2 separate regions of the Mus musculus genome follow, and region 1 is linked to region 2. The links are chromatin loops, found by intact Hi-C in ENCODE. Cell type or tissue: heart. All regions are shown on one strand. Links, peaks and the distances in the headings refer to the core of each region. The heading gives the core; the rest is flanking DNA.

Region 1 (10,431 bases), core at 5,920-9,919, 500 kb before region 2:
ATCAGATATTTACATTATGATTCATAACAGTAGCAAAATTACAGTTGTGAAGTAGCAATGAATGTTATGGCTGGGGGTCACCACATGAGGGTATTAAAGGGTCTCAGTATTAAGAAGGTTGGGCGCACACCTTTAATCCCAGCACTGGAGGGGTAGAGGCAGGTGGATCTCTGAGTTCGAGGCCAGCCTGGTCTACAGAGTGAGTTCCAGGATAGCTAAGGCTACACAGAGAAACCCAGTCTCGAAAAAATAAACAAACAGAAAAGCAAAAAAAAAAAAAAATTGTTGTTGTTGTTCTGTTTTGAGACAAGGTCTTTCTATATCGCCTTGGCTGTCCTGATATTTTCTCCATAGACCAAGCTGGCCTCAAACTGAGAGAGATCTGATCTGCCTGCCTCTACCTTCTGACTGCCAAGATTAAAGGCGTGTGCTACCGTGCCTGGTTCCAAATAAAAACGTGGATGATGTTGATGGTGGTGGTGGTGGTGATGGATACTGTTCATGTGTGTGACATGTTTATGTGAACACACACGTGGAAGTCACAGGACAACTCTGTGGAGTTGGTTCTCCTCGCCTTCCATCTTTGTGTGGGTTTCATGGATCAAGCTCAAGCCATCTCCTTGCTGACACCACCCCCTTTTGAAGTAGCCTAGGCTCTCAAGTAGCCCAGGCTGGCTTTGAACTCCTGATCCTCCTGCCTCTACCTCTCAAGCACCGGTGTTATAGGCATATGCCACCATGCCTGGCTTAAAATCTTTTCGATTAGGTTGTACTCAATGACTTTTTTTTTTTTTTTAAAAAACAGGGCTAGGCATCCATGAGCAAGCCACTGGGAGGGAAAGAATATGCCCAAGGTCATAGGTCACTGGGCACTCGGCGCCCAGTGGGGCTAAGTGGGATGGCATATGTGCACAAAGGCTTGCTGGGCAGAAAAGCATGGTATCACCCGGATACAGGTCCTCCTCCCATCCAGCCTCCCTCCCTGATGTTCTAGGGGGGTTCCTATCCCAAGCACCGTACCAGTGACCATGGCTTCATAGACGGCTGCAGTGGTAGCGGCGAGGTAGGAGGGGTCAGAGAAGGGAGGCTGCATCTCATTGAAGGTGTCAGCCCCATAGATATGATCTGTGCCAAACTCCTTGGTCAGCTCCCGTAGGAAGAGGTTCCCGATGAGGGGAAACATGGGGTCTCCTGGAGCCAGAAGGAAGGAGCAGCTGTAGGAGCAGTTGAAATGTCCCCAGCTCCCCAACTTGATGACATTGACCTGTGGAAACACCCTGGGGGTGGGGTGGGGGGAAGGTTTAGAGTTGATAGAGGCTGATACGGTGCTTGTCTTGGCTTTACACCCCTCACCAGTCTCACGTCTGTGGCTTCCTGGACTGTGCCTGGGTTCCTCTCGCCCCCATGCTTACTCATGCTCTGTCCCCTGCCTGGTATCCTTCCCTCCACCCCTAAGGCTTATCCACCTGGTCCTTCCTCACTGTCCCTGAGAGTCACCTGTCTAAAAAGGTTCTGCTATCTCCCTCTGCCAATGATCTCTTGTTAGGGACAGAGCCACGGGCACACATGAGCATCCTCAGGACCTAACACAGGACCGGATCTGACATCTGTAGACACCTGGGTAAAGGTGCACTGAATGAAAAGAATGAAGTTTCCACAGCTTGGTGAGCAAGATGGAGGGGCAGCCGGCAACCAGCACCACACGCCGTGACAGTGGTGGGAGCCAGGTCCTAACTGGCTTGGTGATAAGGGTCCTTGCAGGTGCTGGATGACAGAACTTCATGAAGGAGGAGGAGCCTCATCCAGACCTTGAAGGTCTCTCCAGCCACAGAAGAGAAGACAGTTCAAACACGAGCGCAGAGACCAGCACACTCCCTAGGCCACCAAGAGCAGCTACTCACTAACATTGTGTGCCTGGCAGCACTCAGGACAGCAGGTAAAGGAGCCATCTTGTTACTTAGTAATTTTCCATTCCTTTTCTTTAAATATTCCCTAATTAAATAATTAAGTTATGTACTTATACATAACATATATAAATTATTCACACATACACATATTAAAGTTAGGGACTGAAGAGAGAGTTCAGCAGTTAAGAGCACTGGCTGCTCTTCCAGAGGACCCAGGTTTGATTCCCAGCAACCACATGGTAGTTCACAGCCATCTCTCACTCCAGCATCAGGGCATCCCGTGCCCTCTTCTGTTCTCCGAGAGCACCAGGCACAAATATGGTACACAGACCTATATGCACAGGCAAAACACTCACACACATAAAATAAATGAAAACCTTTAAAAATTTGTTGAGTTGTCTAAATTTGATGTTAACAATGTAGGAATCCTGGGAATACTTTAGATTGATTTATTGTTATTTTCTGGGTATGAATGCTTGCCTGCATTTATGTCTGTGCACCGTATGCATGATGTGTGCTAGGAAGGCGATCAGCTCCTCAGGATTTGGGAACTACCACGTGGGTGCTGGGAACTGAACCATGGTCCTTTGCAAGAGCAGCAGGTGCTAAGAGCCGAGGCATCTCTTCAGCAGGCCCCCGCCCCATGGGTGGGTTTCTCTATGTAGCTCAGGTTGGCCTGGAACTGGTAGTGTTCCTGCCCCAGGCTCCTAAGTACCAGGCTCAGAAGAGTATGCCATCATACCCAGCAATGATTCTATTTGACAAGCAAGGAAACCGAGTCAGAGTCATCCAGCAATCTGCAGTGGCTGACAGCAGAGGCAGGAGTCAAGCCGAGCCAATATCCGGAGTTTCAGCATTTCCTTCTGCAGGGCGACCCTTTTCCCTTAGAGCTGAGCAGGGAGGGAGGACCTCACCTGGTGATGGCCTTGGGGACATGCCCTGCGAAGGCAGGCAGCACTGGGATCATGCCAAAGGAGCGCATCCGGTCCAGGATTCGATGCTGGGAGGGATAGAGGTCAATGTGACAGGACCTCTGCTGGGGGGTGTCCCTTGCTCCCTCAGGAAGGGAACACAGATCTATAGATCAGGCAAGAGCCCCGAGGCTAGCTAAGCACCCATCCCTGGCTCTGTGAACACTCAGCCCCCATTCCACCATTCCTTAGCCACTCTTTACCTGCAGGTAGACTTGACTGAGGTGCCAGGAACGGGGCAGGGGGCCATCCCAGGTGTGCAAGTTACCCATGCGTCCCCAGGCCAGGAAGGCAGGACCGGTGAAGTACGTATCGATCTCTGACTGGGTCAGGCCCAAGGCCAGGTATACCTGTGGAGCAGGAAGAGCCCCTACCTATAAACCACGTCATTGGACAAGTTCTTGCTCACCACCTCTCTGAGCTGGGGACTACTGCTACTAAGACAGATCTGGACCTCAGCCTACAGGGAGCTCACGGTCCAGGAAACAGCTCCATGTCTGTGGGATGGGTGACTCTCTGGGACACAAAGAGGCTTCCCTCAAACCACGGAGAGTCTCTGGCTCCCCCCCCCCCCCCCCCCCCCCCGTCATCCTTACTTAAGCTAGGGTCATCCGGGAAGAAGCAGCCTCCATTGACAAAATACCCCCATCCGATTGGCTTGAAGGCAATCCTGTGGGGGCACTTTCTTGACTGGTGACTGATATGGAAGGGCTCAGCCTATTGGGGGCTGTGCCATCCCTGAGCAGGTGGTTCTGGGTATATAAGAAAGACTGACCAAGTCAGGAAGCAAGCAGTGTTGCTCCAAAGTCTCTGCTTCAGTTCCTGCCTCCAGGTACCTGCCCTGATTGAGTTCCTGCCTTGGAACTCAATCTTGAATCTTCCTGCCTCTACCTGAGTCCTGGGATTACAGACATATACTGCCAGATACTTTGTCCCACCCTGGAAGGCCTCGGTTTCCCAGGGGCAGGGGTGTATGTAAGGCAGGCAGGAGAGTGTGAGGGGCCAGGTTGGCACAAACCCTTTGCCAGATGGCCTCCTGGCCATTCCAAGCCAGAGCCAGGTTGATGCCATTCAGTGCCATCCAGTCAATCTCTTGCTCCCAACGGGCCCAGTCCCACCACACGAAGGAGTAGCTGTGCGTGCACACATTCTGGTAATAGCGGTACCTGCGGGTAGGGGCACATTATTGGGGACATATGGGATGCCTCACTCACCCCTCTGGAACACTTCAGAGGCAGCCAGAGGCAGCTACTAACCCCAACACAGTACGCATACAGGACAGTGGGCAAAGGTTTCAATGTGCCTCCTCTCCTGCTCATTCCAAATCCACCTCGGGTGAAGCTGGAACTTCCCGCAGACCTCCCTAGCTAGTAGCTATTGTGAATACATAACTTCATTTTTATTCAACATGCCCAGAGCTCCTGCTGTGCATCCTGTGGTGTCTTAGGGTGTCAGTGCCATAAGGCAAAATTGGTCTCTCTCATGAAGAGGGCTCACAGTTCCTATAGTTTGTCATTATTTCCAGCAGTGGGGGCTGGGAAGCTAAATGATTTGGCTCAAGAATATACAGCTAGAGGGGAGCCAAGATTTGAAGGCACAGATCCCCGAGCCAGCACTTCCTTCTCAGTCTCCAGGCGAGTCTGTAGCTGCAGCCCCGACTTAGGTGTGCTGGTCCTCACCAACGGTGGCTGTCCCGAGGCTGCAGGCAGCTGCCCCAGCCGTCTGGGACCCACAGCATCAATACCTGTTGGGCGTGGTTTCGGTCAGCCCGTCGGGCACAGCGGGCAGCGGCCACGGCAGGTGCAGCTGAGCGCTGGACCAGGCCACCTGACAGCCACAGAAGTCACGCAGGTAGCGGTGCAGCCCCGCGGCTGCCGCCACGCCCGTGGAGCCGCGCACAAGCACTGGCACCCCGCCGCCGCCGCTCAGGCTGTAGGTGTCCAGGCCCGACTCGTCCGCCAGCGCGCGCTCCACGGACACCAAGAAATTGGCCGCCGGCCCGGGTCCCAGTAGCCGGACCACCAGTTCCCGCACGGCCTTTGCCTCCCGAGCCTCATCACCCACAGAGCCCCCAGCCAGGAGTAGGAACCCCAGAATCACGGCCAGCCCCGCGGCTTCCATGATGCCAACCGCGCGGCCGCTGCCCCCTCACAACCAATACCAAGCTCCGGGCCCGCGGGGCAGGGCTGCCAGCATCCAATCGGCTGCCGACCTCGGGCCACGTGACCTGAAGGTTGGCTCCTGCTACCCGCCCGGAGAACCTGGTTTCCGGACTCAGACACTGGTCAGGGTCTGCTGACCGCGCTCGTGGCTGGAGGGTGCGTGACCCTATGAAACATCCTCGGCCCGATGAGACGCTGCGCATGCCCAAGCCCTTTCAGATTCGGCCCTCTTTCTTCCGCAAGTCACTTCCCTTCCAAATATCTAGCCACTCTTTTAAGCGACGAGAATTGAAGCCAGCCAAGACTTGGCTCTACCACTAAGCTATATTCTAACCCCTCATCTAATAAATGTGTATTTGGATTTTATTTCGTATCAGACTGTTGTTTATATTAGAGAAGTCTCAGTTGTCATTTCTGGCTAAAGATCTGGAAACCAAATAAGGATTTCTCTGGGTGAGAAGATAGCTCAGTGGATAAAGCGCTTGCACCTGAGGACATTCATTTGAATTGGCAGAATCCACATAAAGCTGTCCCAGCATTGGGAGGCTGCAATCCCAGTGCTCCCGGGAGATGAGCGCTGGAGACAGCTGCCCTGATGTATAAAGTGACAGATGGGGAAGAGACCTTATCTTAAGGTAGAAGGTAACACCCGAGATTGTCCTCTATTGACAGCAAAACCCACAACTCTCGCTTCAAAAGGACTGAGAGCTTATTCTGAAGCCCAATATGAATGACCATGGCCCTGGAACAGTTTTAGGTCAACCCAGTTTCCATGTTCCAATGTGGAAATAATTTGAAGTTTTTATAGTAATGGAGCACATATCAAAACACTTTTTTGAATAGATTGGTGGAGACATCAGAAGTGGGTTATAGTGAATCTGGGAATCAGTTGCAGGCTTCAGATAACATTCTTAGCTTCCAGGATGCTGGAAGCTGGTGGTCTGTTAAATTAATGCATTTCAAAGGAAAACTCGTGTTCAGTACGTTCAAAAAAAAAAAAAAAAAAAAAAGACTTACCCATTGTCATAAAGCTGTTAGAAGTTACCTGGTGCGTTTCCTTCTATGAAGTGATGACAAATGATAACCAACAAAGAATGGCAAGGTGAACCAACACCATCTGGCAGTGTCTACTGTCCCTTGGGCTATATTTATGTCTTTTTAAAAGAAACATCATGTGTTTTCTCAAGTATATGCTCTGGTAAAACATCATATCCACCCCCCCCCCTTTTAGGCTGTCTCTAGAAGAACATCATGTGTCTATTCTTAGCAAATCATCTTTTCATGGGTCTGCTTTAGCCAAAACATCTCTCATAAGACAGTTTTTAGAAAAACATTACATGACACAAAGGAGTCTTCAAAGAAACCAGAAATTTTGACTTCAGACCAAACTATAGACAAATCGATGTTCCTTTACCAATTCATTTTCTAATTTCTTCTTGTTGTTTTGAGACAAAATCTCATTCTATAGACTGGGTTGACCTCGAAGCCAAAGTAAACTTCCTGCCCCAGAATCTCAAATTCCTGTGATTATAGGTACACCTATTTTTTTTTCTTAGAACAGGGGAATTGTGGTAGCTTTATGGACTTGTGTGCTGACAGTAGTTTGAGCCAAGGAGTTTAAGACCAGTATGAACAAGAGCAAACCTCAAAAAAATGGTGGTGGTGGTGGGGGCAGAGTGAGATGGCTCAGCAGACAAATGCACTTGCCACAAAACCTGACAACCCGAATTTAGTCCCTGGGACCCAGGGGAAGGAAGAGGAGGAAGGAAAATGATCCTTAGAAGTTGTCCTCTGACCTCCACATACCAGTCACGGCATGTGCACAGGTGCACTAGAGTGGGGTACTAATGAACGAATTAACTAACTAACTGTCTATGGGTGTGTTGTCCCCGTATATATATGTCTATATACCACAAATGACTGCAAGGCCAGAAAAGGGCTACAGATCCTCTGGGACCTGAATTACAGAGGCTTGTGAGGCACCATGTGGGTGCCAGGAATAGATTCCAGGTTCTCTGGAAGATGAGCAGCCAGTGCTCTTAAATATTAAACCATCTCTTCTTTAGTCACTCCACTCCCACACCATTTTTTTTTTTTGAGACAAGGTGTCACCAAGCAGCTCTGGGTACCACTGTGTACAGGCTGGCTTTGATTCCACAGAGCTCTGCTTCCCAAGTGTTGAGATTGAGAGCATGTGTCACTAGCTGGGCAGCAATGGTGGTCGCCCTTAATACCAGCACTCAAGAGGCAGAGACAGGCGGATCTCTGAGATCCAGGCCAGCCAGAGCAAGTTCCAGGACAGCAAGGAGTACCCAGTGAAACCCTGTCTCGAAAAACAAAATAAAAACCAAAAACCAAAAAGTGTGCCATGGGGTTTTGTTGCTGTTGGTTTTGCCCCTGTTTGTTTCTTCTTTTCTTTTCTTTCTTTTTTTTTTTCTTTTTCCTTTTTTGATTTCATTAAATAGACCTGCTTGCCTGGAAGTTTCTATGTAGATGAAGTTGACCTCAAATTTGCTAGTTCTCTTGCCACTGCTTCCTGGGTGCTGGCACAGATACAACTCACTTTCACCATCTGCCTTGAGTACCTTTTGAGCCTTCTAGTGTGTGACAGCTGTTACCACTCTTTCACTAATGTGTGAAGTAAGCTGGCTGGGTCTCAGTTTGTTCTCCAGCTCTGGTTTGTTGTTGTTGTTTGGTTTTTGTCTCTGACCATCCTGTCCCTCTGCCTTTGCACTCCAGAACAATCCCAGAATTCTTTCTGCCCTGCCCTGAAAAGCCTGCTACAACCTTAATTAACCATTTGGTGTGAAGAATGAGACATTCTTTCCCTGTGTGGCCACCAGGGGGCAGCCTACACCCAGCACATGATTTGGGCAGGCTGAGCGCTGCCCCTGCAGGTGGGTCATTGCTTCCAGGAGACCTGCGGCTGCCATCTCTAAAGCTTGTTCCAGGATCTCAGGATGGCGTCTGGAAATTGTAGAGGAAAAAGAACACGCCCCTTAGAAACAGGCCCAACGGAGCCTGCTCCTCACCCCTAACTTTCCACACATTCCAGCCCAGGCCATCCCATCTTCAGCGGGCTGGAGGAAACCGGAAGCTTCGGGATTCTGAGAACTCAGCCTCGCTAAGGACTCTGCTCTCCCCCGACTCTGATCAGCCCCACTGAGGAGCCATTTCTTTCCGAGGAAGTCTTAGTCCTCTCCCTTTACTTCCATGATTCAGATTCTATACTGTGGTGGTTTGAATGAGAAATGGCCCCCATAGGTTCATGTATTACAACGCCTGGTCCCGGATTAGTGTTATTGTTTAGGGGAGATAATAGGACGGTTAGGTCGGTCCTTTCTCAACCTGTGGGTCGCGACCCCTTGGGGTTGTCAAGTGATTCTTTCACAGGGGTCACCTAAGACCACTGGGAAACACAGATATTTATATTACAAACCATAACAATAGCAAAATGACAGTTATGGAGCAATAAAACTATGGTGGTGGTGGTCACCACAACATGACGTTGCAGTTGACAGCCCCTGCCAGGAGGTTGATGAGAGTATATTACCGTCTCACTCCACTTTAGTTTGCCCTCTTTGCTTCCAGGTTATGGTCAAACATAGGTTCTGGCTGCCTGCTGCCTCGCCTCCACCATTATAGACCCTCCCTTGGGAATGTAGCCAGAGCAAACTTTTCTGTACGTTGATTTTAGCCAGGGTGGGTATACAGCAGCAGAGAGGTAACTAAGACTTAAACTAACAAGTCTTCCAGGTGTATACTTTAGCCAGGCATGGTGGGGCATGCCTATACATCATAGTGAGCTCAGAGCTAACCAGGGATTCTAGAAAACCCTGTCTCAAGCGTGCCAGAGAGGGAGGCTCAAATAAGGCAGAGAGCAACAGAGGAAGAGATCCAGTTTTGATCTCTGGACTCAGTGTGTACCCACGCTCTCACGTGAACACATTACCCCCTCCCCCATGGGGTGGGGGATAAAGGCACATGCCACCGCCATCCTGATATATCTTCCTCTCTCCTTTTCTCCACATTCTCTCTCTCTCTCTCTCTCTCTCTCTCTCTCTCTCTCTCCCTCTCTCTCTCTCTCTCCCTCTCCTTTTTCTTCATTTTCCAGTCCTGCAGGGTTGAAACAGACAGGGTTTCTTTGTGTAGCCCTGGCTGTCCTGGAACTGGCTCTGTAGATTAGGCTGGCCTCGAACTCACAAAGACCTAGATCTGCCTACTTCTGTCTCCTGAGTGCTGGCACTAAAGGCCGTGCCTGCCTCTGTTTTCCTTTTTAAAAAGAGCATATTGAAAGAAAAATTCAGAGAGAGCTCTAGGCTTTATTCTAAATTTTAACATTTTGATTATCATCATTGTGTATGATGGGGTGTGGGGTGGGTGGTGGAGGTCAGAAGCAACTCTGTGGAGTTAATCCTCTCCTTTCAACTTTACTTGGGTCTGGGACTCTCACAGGTCATTAGGCTTGTGTGGCAAGTACTTTTACCTGCTAAGCCATCGTGCCACATTAAAAAAAAAATTTTTTTTTGTGACCATGTCTCATGTAGCCCAAGTTGACTTCAAACTCACTGTGCCATCAAGGGTGAGGATGGCCTTCAATGCTATTCCTTCAGGCCTCAACCCCAAGTTCCGGGAACTACAGGCATGGGGTATGGGGGGCACCCCTTTTCTTTTTTAAAGAAAGGGAAGGAAAGCAACCTTCTACCTTTACACAGAGCCCATCTTCTGTGGGGAGGGGTGTGTGAGCCGGAGGAGCAGTGAGCAGGTCCTACAGCGGCGTCCCCTTTGCCCAGACACACATTCCTTGGAGATGGCTGGGTATCTTGGATCCTTCGCCAATCCCCAGTCTTTGGAGGCCTTTCACCCTTTCCTTGAATGGCACAGCTCAGACCGCCTGGGTATCTGCCTGTGACCTTTTCTCTATCTTTCTCTATCTCCAGGCGCTTCGGTTCTGACCTTCAATCACAAAAGCTTACCAAAACTTTGAAGGCCAACATCTGCGTTTTTTATCTTGTTGCTCACATGTGAGACTCATTGCCTAGCTTGAAGGCCTCTTAAGTTTTATAGCGTTAACTCTTCCATTTAAGTCCATGATCCACTTTTAATTTTTTTATTAATTTAATTTTATTAAGTTTATTTTCATTTCTTTATCTGTGGCTGATAAGACATGACGTAGTTATACAGCATGGGCTGGCTTTAAACTCAGGAGCCTTCTGTTCCAGGCCCTTGAGTCTTGGGCTCCCAGGCCCAGGCCCGGTGTTTGAGTTTATTTTCGTTATGGTTAGGGAGCAATCCAAATGTGTTTTCCCTGCAGGTGAACACTCAGTTGTATTAGCCCCAGTTACTGAAAACAAAGGGGTTTTTGTTGTGTTGTTTTGGAAACCAGGTCTC
Region 2 (10,431 bases), core at 3,281-7,280:
AGAGGAGGGTGAGGGCAGGGGAGGGTGACCCAAAGACCGCCTCCCTCCACCCAACAATGGCACCAACAGATAATACTCTCTTGTCTGGGTATAGGGGGACAATGGTCCCACAGAGGGCTGGTGGGGGGCAGGGCAGGAGGGCACTGGACAAAGGGCATATTCACAACCACCTCCTCCTCTGCTCTCTCAGTGCGCCCCCTCCCCCAATCTGTAGGATTAGGGCACAGGGCACCTGTATTCAGAGATCTGTGCCCCCTATTCTGCTGTGTGTTAGCAGCACCTCTCTGACAAAAACAAGACATAGCGGTTTCAGTTGTCATCTACAACGGCTTCCGCCCCTGAGAATTTAGCTGGCTTCTGGCTTCTCTATAGCCTTGTGCAGGAACCCACTCCCAGCGCGGGCTCCACAACAGCCCTGCACTCTCTGGTGCTACCCAGACCCATTTGCCAGCTGGTGTCGCCAAGGAGCATCGACTTTCACTTCCCTGCGGCGATATTTCCTTCTCCAAAGACACTAAGACTCCCCCAAAATATCCCCGCTCGCGCCCCTTGCCTTAGGGCTGCCTTGGAGGACCCAGAGGCAACTTCAACTCCGGAACCTGGTGTCCTCATTTGCAAACTACTTCTGCCCATGCATCCCCAAGAATCTCGCTTTCAGTTAGCCTCTCTCCCGCCCCGGCCCCCACGCACGCGCTGCGCTCACCATGATGAGTGGGCGCACCGCCGTCACCGCCTTTGCGGGTACTATGTCTCCGGGGCCGCCCGCCTGCGTGAGGGACACGGGCGTCTCCGGGTGTCCGGGGCCCCCCCACGCAGGGTCCCTTTCATAGCCTGGGGGCGGGGCGCGCGGACAGGGCGGGGTCAGCCCGAGCCTCTGCGCACGCGCCCCCGGGGAATGGAAACCTGAGTGCCAGGAAGCAGCGGTCTGAGCCTTGGCAGAAAGTAAAAGCACACCTGGACTCTCAATGCCAAGAAAGAGTCCGCCACGCCACCTCTTTGTTCCTTAAAAGTTAAAGTTTAACTTTTTCCCTTCTCTGAGACAGGAACTCACTATGTAGCCCTGACTGTCCTGGAACTCACCATGTAGATCAGGCTGGCCTGGTACAGAGATCTGCCTGCCTCTGCCTCCCAAGTGCTTGGATTAAAGACATCACCAGGAGAGAGATGAACTCTTAAAACAGGAGGCAGTTGCCTTTCCTGGGTTCCCAGGCAGGCTGGGATGAAATGGGTGCAGTCAGATAGTTTAAAATTTTGAAACAGGCTCATAGACCTTATCACAACTGACATGTGAAGGAAGTACCATTCAGGCCACGAAACCAGGCCGATAGGCATCACCGCCTCCTAAAACAAAAACAAAGACCTAATTCATCAAAGTCCATAATTCTGGGAAAGGCCCTAAATGTCCTAACCTTGATTTTTGGCTCCTATAGTCTGCTTCTGACTTAGGTGTGTCAACACAGGATGTGGTTTTTATGATTAAAAGCCTACCCTGAGAAAAGTGCTGGGTGGTGGTGGCACACACCTTTAATCCCAGCACTTGGAAGGCAGAGGCAGGTGGATTTCTGAGTTCAAGGCCAGCCTGGTCTACAGGGTGAGTTCCAGGACAGCCAGGTCTACACAGAGAAACCCTGTCTCAGGAAAAAAAAAAAAAAAAAAAAAAAAGTCTAGTGAAGGGGCTGAGGGGCTGGCTAATAAAGACTTTCTATTGGCTTCCGCTTGGGTCTAAGCAGTCTTCTTTGCTGGATATCCCCCAAAAAAGGTTTGTTTTAAAGATGAATCTCATGTAACCCAGGCTAAGTTCAAACTCTCTATGTAACAAAGGGTGACCTTGAACTTCTTATCCTCTTGCTGGAAATTCATACATACAAGAACATGTCAGCTGTTTAAGATGCTGGGGTTCCTGCAAGCTAGGCAAGTGCATCCTAGCTTCGAGGACGTGGTGACATTGTTCACTTTCACTTTTTTCTTTAATCCCAGCACTTGGGAGGCAGAGGCAAGCAGATCTCAGTGAGTTCCAGGCCAGCCTGATCTGCAGAGTGAGTTCCAGGACAGCCAGGCCTACAGAGAGACACCCTGTCTCAACAAAACAAAACAAAACAAACGGATATATAATTATATATAATTTCTCAGGAGCAGTTGAGATATAGCTTTGTTAACATGGCCACGTTACCCTGAGTTGAACTTCTAGGCCATGAATGATAGAAAACCAACTCCCTCGACTTGTTCTTCTCTGACAGCCACAGGCAGGTAGTAGGTGTGTAGGTCCGCACACATAAATGCACACAAAAATAAATTAAAATGTACTTTTTATTTCTTTGAGAGATCTCTCTGTCCAGCTCTGGCTATCCTGGAATTCACTGTGTAGACCAGGCTGGCCTCAAACTCACAGAGATCCGGCTGCCTCTGCCTCCCTGATGCTGGGACTAACAATGTGTACCACCACTGCCTGGCTTAATAGATGAGTTTTATTTTATGTGTATTGGTGTTTCGCCTGCATATGTGTCTATGTGGGGGTTTAGAACCTTCTGGAACTAGAGTTATAGACAGGTGTGAGCTGCCATGTGGTTGCTGGGAATTGAACTCAGGTCCTCTTAAAGAGCAGCCCTTGCTCTTAGCCTCTGCGCTATCTCTCCGGCCTCATTTAAAATGTAATTTTAAAAAGACATGATTTAAAATACTTTTATCTAGGGACTGGGACTATAGCTTGGTGTTAGAAGACTTGTCTAGTAGGCACAAGTTCCTGGACTTGACCTGGGGATAAGTTTGGGGACCAAAGTCATTCTGCCTTTGAATTGCCTCTCACTTGACTGGAATCCTGGCTTCATCCAGCCTAAGTCATCTTTATCCCTGCTTCTGGACCACATGGCAAAGGCCTTGCATGATGGTTTGTATATGCTTGGCCCAGGGTGTGGCACCATTAGGAGGTGTGACTCTGTTGGAGAAAGTGTGTCACTGTGGACATGGGCTTTAAGACCCTCATTCTAGCTTCCTGGAAGTCAGTCTTCTCATAGCAGCCTTCAGATGAAGATATAGAACTCTCAGGTCCTCCAGCCTGCCTGGATTCTGCCACAATCCCACCTTAATAATAATCGTCTGAACCTGTAAACCACCATCCCCAATTAAATGTTGTCTAAGAGTTGCCTTGGTCACGGTGTCTGTTCACAGTAGTTAAAACCCTAAGATGGCCTGATCTTTTTTTTTTCCAGATTTATTTATTTATTTTATGTGTATGAGAACACTGTTGCTGTTTTCAGATCCACTAGAAGAGGGCATCAGATCCCATTACAGACAGTTGTGAGCCACCACATGGTTGCTGGGAATTGAACTCAGGACTGCTGTTAACCACTGAGCCATCTCTCCAGCCCAGGCTGATCCTTTTGAGGCCAGATGTTTATTCGCTAACTCTAGGAAGTCACAGCCTTCTCAGTGGGATTTCTGTGCTGTTCTAGAACATAATATTCCCAGGGCAGCTTAAGGCTGCACAGAGGAGGCCGCACATTCTGGGACTCTTCTCCCAGACAGTCTGCCGGTAGACACAGCTTTTACTCCAATCTACTCTGAAGGCCTACAGGCTTTATAAGATGGATGATGTCAGCAGAGCTGGGGTTTCTGTATATCTCCACCCCACTCCCAAGCCTTGTACATCCTGGGGAAACTGAGTCAACGGTTCTCGGGGCTTTCCTTTCCTGTTCTTTCAGGGTTCTGCGCTCTCAGACACTCACCTGCTTCTCCACCCACCCTGCTCATCTCTTCCATTGGTCCCTACTGAGAACGAGGGGTGGGAGGCAGCACAGTGTCACTCAAGATCTATAAAAGTTAAAGGCGCATATTTAATGGAGAAACGGGGGCGGGGGGTCTGTAGGAGTGAGTCTCCCAGTGTTTCCTCTCCAAAACACCTGGGAACACTGTCCGCCTGAACCTCGGAGCCTACTGAGCGGTCTTCATCCCTTCTCTGTTGTTAAGTAGCCTGGGCTTTAGATTATTCCTCTTTTGTCTTCTCCAACTTTTGGACCTCCCCTTTGGCTGCTTCTGCTTGTTTCTTCTCTTGTTTTTGGCTGCCGTCCTCTGAGGGTAGGTGGCTGGAGTAGTCCGAGAGCCTTCTGTAGATTTCTCTGGACTCTCTCCTAATCCCTAGGTTTGACGAGTGACCGTCTCCCAACAGTTTTTTGCTGAGTCCTCCCGAGCTTTTCCTGTCTTGCTCGTCATCCGTGGCTTCTCTCTCACTTTCCTGGTCCCTCTCCCACTGCTTCACCACCCTCTCCTGCTCCTCTCGCCCTCGCAGCGGCTCCTTCTCAGATGCTCCCTGCAAATCCATCTGTGACATGATGTCCTCTGAAAAACAGAACGGGGTGGGTGCAGGGTGAAACGCGCGGCCCATGCAAAGACCTGAGGGTGGCCTCGGTCACATGGTGTCACATGTCACACTCTTTCCAAGGGAGGGAGCCAATCATTGCTCGGGTCCCGGAGAGGCTCTGCTGTGCCATCGGGTGAGATGCCACCGCATATGTCACACCGCTGGATTACCACGCAATTGCAAGGGAGCCCGATACTGGCACAAAGGAGAACTCACCACAGTCCAAGAAAGACCGAAACCAGAATTAGAACCCTGGACGGCCTGACCCAAGAACACAGGCTTCTTTCCCTACAGGAAATGGCACTGGTGCTTTACTCTTTGCTCCATGCCCTGTGAGCAGCCACTGCTCTGGTACTGTCACACTGTATCAGACCCTCCCACAATGGTACTGTCACACTGTATCAGATCTTCCCACAACCCTGCCTCCCACTGCTGTGATGCAAAAGACATCCTTCCTTCCTGGACAAAAATGGCATAGGTGTTGACAGGGGACACGGGGTCTTTTTTTTTTTTCTCCCCCCCCACTGGCCCCATCCTGCCACCATTGTGTTTGTCCCTGGGGAGCAGTCAGTGTCCAGTTCTTTTGTAAACATGTGAGCAGGCTGTGAGTAAGAGGGGCTGCTGGAGAGCCGCCGTCTTAATGATTCTTGCTCCTTGGCTGATAAATACAGAAAAGTCACCATCGCATCCTGGGTATCCTTCATGCTCTTCTTCCTGGAAGCCGCTCATGGCGAAGTCAGTGGAAAAGGGGCTCAGCCATCCCAAGGTAAAAAGATAGACAACAGTGCCCTCTTCTGTTCAGAGAAGGAAGTGCCCCCATGAGAAGGCATGAGGTCTTTCCTCTGCCTGTGGCTGGCCCAGAGGAGAAGTTGCTTTTCTGCCCACCCCCCACTCCCCAGCCCCTATCCATCACTCCAGTGGCTTTTTAACTGCTCCATGCAATCTCCAAACAGAGGACTGACCTCTCTTTGAGGGAATCAGCTACCACGAGGCAGGCACTGGAGAGATGGTGCAATGGATGGATGACCCTGAGTCCTGAGCCCTGAGAACTGGAGGCAAACACCTGTAAACCCAGGACTTGGTGGGGAGAGACTAGAGGAACGTCAGGAAGTGATGGCCATTCCCTGCTACAGAGTAATGGTCCTGTGGGCTGTGGGCCCTGCAGAGAAGAGTCCCTGGTCTGTCTGAGAATCTAACACCTACCTGGCACACTGCAAGTGATAAAAATGGTAAATACCCCACGAATAACCTGAAGACAGAATGGAAGAAGGAAGAACGAAGTTACAGGGCAGCTGGGCTGGGGGCAAAGCCAGGCCATCCCCGTCCTGATCCAGGAAGAGATTCAGCTGCTGTTGGCAACTGCGTGAGTGAGCATACTCAGAGGGCAATGCCAACCTGGCCTTGGGAGTGACTGGTGAGTGAGGCAGGATAACTGGCAGAGAAGGGTGGGGGAGGGACGGAAGGGGTAGTGACTCACGTCTCTCTGCCTTTTCCCTGAGTATCTCCCTGTAGTTCGTTTTCTTAAGTTCTTCGATGATGCCCTTGTTGGCATCGTCCAAGGCCTGTGGAAGTCAGAGGAGCTGGTGAACACTTTCTTTTTTTTTTTTTTTTTGGAGACAGGCTATTGCTCTCTATCCCAGGCTGGCCTCAAATTCCTGCCTCTACTTGCTACATGCTGGGATTACATGCGCCACCTGGTTGCTTTTTGTTTTGAAACAGGGTCTCTTGGGCTGGGGAGATGAGTCAGCAGTTAAGAGCACTGACTGCTCTTCTGAAGATCCTGAGTTCAAATCCTAGCAACCACATGGTGGCTCACAACCACCCATAATGAGATCTGACGCCCTCTTCTGGTGTGTCTGAAGACAGCTACCGTGTATTTATGTATAGTAATAAATAAATCTTTTTTTTTTTTAAATTGAAACAGGGACTCATTAAGTATGTCGGTCCGAGCTGCAGCTTCTGCCTCTGATGGGATTATAAGCATGTCCCCACACCCTGCTTTCTGTGAGGTCTTGAAGAGCCTCCATCTTTGTCAGTCATCTCAGAGGCTGGCACTGAGCTCTAGGATACTGAGGCTTTAGGATATGTGTAACTGGATGCCTGGTGGACAACATGGTTCTGGGGCCTGCCCAGTTGGGTTTCATATCTAGAAATGGTAACGCAAGAGGCAGGGGTAGGTGGAGGGGTCTCAGACCTGGTCCCACAAGGAGCCACGGAGGATCAATTAATGAAGTCAATGCCCAGCCTTCAGGGTAACCTCAGCGCTGCCTCTCGGAGAGCCCCAAGCCCTGCCTCCCAGGAGACCAGGGCTCTCGCTCCCACTCTCCTTGGTCACAGACAAGGGCTTATGCTTTTGCCTTGGTTTTTGTGCGGACACTAAACTTCACATGGGGCCAGGATCACAGCCAGACAGGCATGGGCTCAGCCCACCTTACCACAATAACTGCAAGGTAAATACTTGTGCTCTCCATGGGTGGTCATGTGGGAGAGGATCAAGTCAGAGGGGCCACAAGCGAGACTCGTGGAGCACACACGTGGCAGGGCTGGAGTGAAGGTGGGCATTCTGAGGTGTGTGTCACGGGGACTGTCCCTCAACGAGAACTGGGCAGCGATATGTCAGGCCTAAGCTACCCTGAGAAATACAGAAGAAGCAGGGGTGTTCACTGGGGGTCTCTTGGGAGGGATTTTTCTACTGCGATATGAAAGTATTGGCCTCACCACATCATAAACTTTCCTCCCAAAAGGTCTCTTCTCTGGCACCCCCTGTCCCTCCAGCACAGCTCTCTGCCCCCACCCTGTGCCCCGCTATTCCAGACCAATCCTGCTTGTCCTCCAAAGCTCAGCCTGAGGCCTATCTCCTATTGGGTGCATCCTCGGGGTGTCACTGACAAGGTGACCTGCTCCTTTCTCAAGCTCCTGCTGCTACCCGTGTCTCCAGTCTGGCCCCCTTGGCCATGCCAGTGCTGCTGAGTTGTGTGCTCTGGCCTCTCAGCAGGGGCCTGCTTCAGAGGAGAGGCACCCCCATCAAAACCCACTCTAGCAGATGATTATACTGGGGGGATGCCTGTACCTGTGTGCCTCCAGAACTTCCCTGTGAAAAGCGCCTGAGGAACCTGGTGGTCAAGAAGAGGTAGGTGGGGGACCCCTGAAGAGGGCTTTATGGGACTTGGCTGAGGTCCACCTGGAACAGTATCTTTGGGAGGAGACAGGTGGGGGCGGGGCTGGACAAGCCTGAGCTACCTCCTGGCTTTGCCTCACTCAACTTGTGGACTCTGCCCCCTGGCACTTCTAGTCTAGGCTGGCACTGCCCACCAGGAATGCCTGCAATAGTGGGACTACTCTCCATCTGTACCATGCGGTCCCACCAGCTACGCGTGGCTGCCGGGCACTTGAAATATGGCTAATGAGTAAGAAACCGAACTCTGCAGCTGCTTCCTGGGCGGGGCTGGGTGACTGAAAACTGAGGGGGTCATGGAAGGTCCCCTGGGAGAGGATCTCGAAGCTAACACTTAGGAGTTAGCCGAGAGCTTCCTGGAAGGGGAAGGGTCAAACCTAGGAGGACTTAGAAAATTCTAGACAGGGGGCTGGTGAGATGGCTCAGTGGGTAAAAGCACCCGACTGCTCTTCCGAAGGTCCGAAGTTCAAATCCCAGCAACCACATGGTGGCTCACAACCACCCATAATGAGATCTGATGCCCTCTTCTGGTGTGTCTGAAGACAACTACAGTGTACTTACATATAATAAATAAATAAATCTTTAAAAAAAAAAAAAGAAAATTCTAGACAGAGATTAAAGTGCTTGTTCATGGGCACAAGACAGTCTGTTAGGGGAAGGGTAGAAGGCTAGAAACTGAAAGGGGGACCTGGGCAGCTGACACACACACACACACACACACACACACACACACGGAAAATAGAAAAAGAAGGAAGAGGAAATGTCAATCCACATTAAACGAAGGAAACCGGAAAGCCACGTGTAGTGTGATGGCCCACACCTAGTGTCTTACAGTCTCAGCGGCTTTGGAGCCTAAGGCAGGAGGACCATTGGAGTCTAGGAGGTTGAGGTTAACCTGGGCAATGGAAAGAGGTCCTCATATCTAATGAATTAGTTAATGGATAATTACATTATTAATACATAAATAAGACAGTAGGAAGTGTCACAGTGCATAGTAAATGGAAGAGGTGACTGTTTAGTAAAAGTTTCGATTCTTTTGTTTGTTTCAAATCAAACCACTACTCGGATCGGCTGCCGGACAGGTGGTCAGCAGTGGCAAAGGTCAAAGCCAGCGCCCTGCCGGCCTGTGTCCTGTGAAGGATGGGCGATAAGCAGCTGGGGAAAGGCTAAGGGGGCCGAGAGCCGGGCCACCCACTCCACCCCTCCCCAGCCCAGCGGCTGACAGATGCTCACGCTGATGATGGCCTGCTGCGCCTCGTTGTTGTGGACCAGCTTGGCTCTCTCCAGGGCCTTCTCAAAGTTATTCACAGCTGACTCGAAGTCTCTCAGCTTCACTGGGAGGCGGGCGGGGAAGAAGGCAGAGAACAAACTGAGACAGTCTGTAACGCTGACAGAGCCCCTGGTCGGCCAGGACCTGTGTCCACTGAGATCAGCTCCAGATGACCCCCGAGGAGCCCTGCCCCATCTTTGGTCTGTGCAGCACTGAGGACTGGGACACAGGGACCGGCACTGTAGCTCCCAGGCCCTCAGTGAGGGGACCGATTTTAGAACAGGAACGGTGCACACGATGTGTGCCTCCAGGGTGGGGACTATAACCCCATCTGGAAACGGTTCCTGGAGATGCAATCCATACTTTCAGGTAGCTTTCAGAAAACACTCTGTAGAGTGGGGGACATGCTCAGTTGGTAGAGGCTATGATGAGTGAAGCATGAAGCCCTGGATTTGACTCCAAGAACTACAGAAACTGGGAGAGGAGATGCGCCTGTAACCCCAGCACTTGGGAGGTACAGACAGGGAAGGGTAAGGTCCTTATTGGCTATGTGTCAAGTTCAAGACCAGCGTGAGACTCATAAGGCCTGTCTCCTTTTCCTTTTCCTTTTTTTAATTTATTTATTATATATAAATTCACTGTAGCTGTCTTCAGACACACCAGAAGAGGGCATCAGATCTCATTACAGATGGTTGTGAGCCACCATGTGGTTGCTGGGGATCTAACTCAGGGCCTCTGGAAGAGCAGTCAGTGCTCTTAACTGCTGAGCCATTTCTCCAGCCCCCCCCCCCGCCCTTTTTTAAAATACAAACAAAACAAAATGGGGGAGAGCCAGATGGTGGTGACATATCTCTTTGGTTTTGTTTTGTTTTGTTTTGTTGTCTTTGTTGTTTTGTTTTGTTTTGTTTTGTTTTGAGACAGGGTTTCTCTGTATAGCCCTGGCTGTCCTGGAACTCACTCTGTAGACCAGGCTGGCCTCGAACTCAGAGATCTGCCTGCCTCTGCCTCCCGAGTGCTGGGATTAAAGGCGTGCGCCACCATGCCCGGTAAGTGGAGCTCTTTTAAGGCCACTGATCTTTCACTCTGTCACTCCGCAAATTGGTCCAGGCTCAGCTCCAGCACTTAGCAGGCTGGGTGAGCTCTGCTGAGCCACTTGGTCTCCGTCCCATCAGAGAAGGGGAATGGAGATTCCAGCAGCTGTCTGTGGCACACAGCCATATCTCCATGTTTCCCGGCTCTCAGGTGGGATGCTGCTGATGGCGATGATGGTGATAATGGTGGTGATGGTGATGATGGTGGTGATGGTGATGATGGTGGTGATGGTGATGATGGTGATGATGGTGATGATGATTAGCATATGTTGTGTGCATGTGTGTGCAGGTGCAGGTGCAGGCACCTATGCACACATGCAGAGACCAGAGGAAGAAGATGCATAGTGACTTCCTCTCGAGATCTTTCTATTTCTGCTAGGTTGGCTGGTGAATGATCTCCTGGAATCTCAGTGTTCCAGCTACTGGCTTCAACTCTCCTGGCTTTAGCACTGGTACTGGGGATTTGAACTCAGGTCCTCATGCTTCCGTAGCAAATGTTTCTGCCCATTGAGCCACCTCTTTATCTCACTAGTTTGCTTTC

The links. Peaks named below come from ENCODE experiments on the same cell type or tissue, not always from the same donor. Only the 100,000 strongest peaks of a DNase experiment are listed, where the experiment ranks them.
Region 1: it touches region 2 in a loop (2.1-fold over the local background); 1 of 42 quality-filtered maps calls a loop at or near these places.

The regions. Positions count from the first base shown.
Region 1 is chr11:101,064,693-101,075,123 of GRCm38, reverse strand. It overlaps Naglu (alpha-N-acetylglucosaminidase (Sanfilippo disease IIIB)), which reads right to left and starts at 5,030. Exons shown (of 6, transcript NM_013792.2): 1 at 4,623-5,030; 2 at 3,897-4,044; 3 at 3,082-3,228; 4 at 2,822-2,907; 5 at 1,021-1,277. The coding sequence starts at 4,999. In heart, for the core only: a CTCF peak has its summit at 7,877 (motif pointing right); a DNase peak (open chromatin) is centred at 8,033; H3K4me3 peaks cover 636 bases; H3K27ac peaks cover 2,127 bases.
Region 2 is chr11:100,565,341-100,575,771 of GRCm38, reverse strand. It overlaps Ttc25 (tetratricopeptide repeat domain 25), which reads right to left. Exons shown (of 12, transcript NM_028918.3): 10 at 8,763-8,863; 11 at 5,832-5,916; 12 at 3,206-4,332. The coding sequence ends at 3,980. Cnp (2',3'-cyclic nucleotide 3' phosphodiesterase) reads right to left here and starts at 833. Exons shown (of 4, transcript NM_009923.2): 1 at 704-833. The coding sequence starts at 706. In heart, for the core only: a CTCF peak has its summit at 5,160 (motif pointing left); DNase peaks (open chromatin) are centred at 4,421 and 4,911; H3K4me3 peaks cover 1,686 bases; H3K27ac peaks cover 452 bases; H3K27me3 peaks cover 982 bases.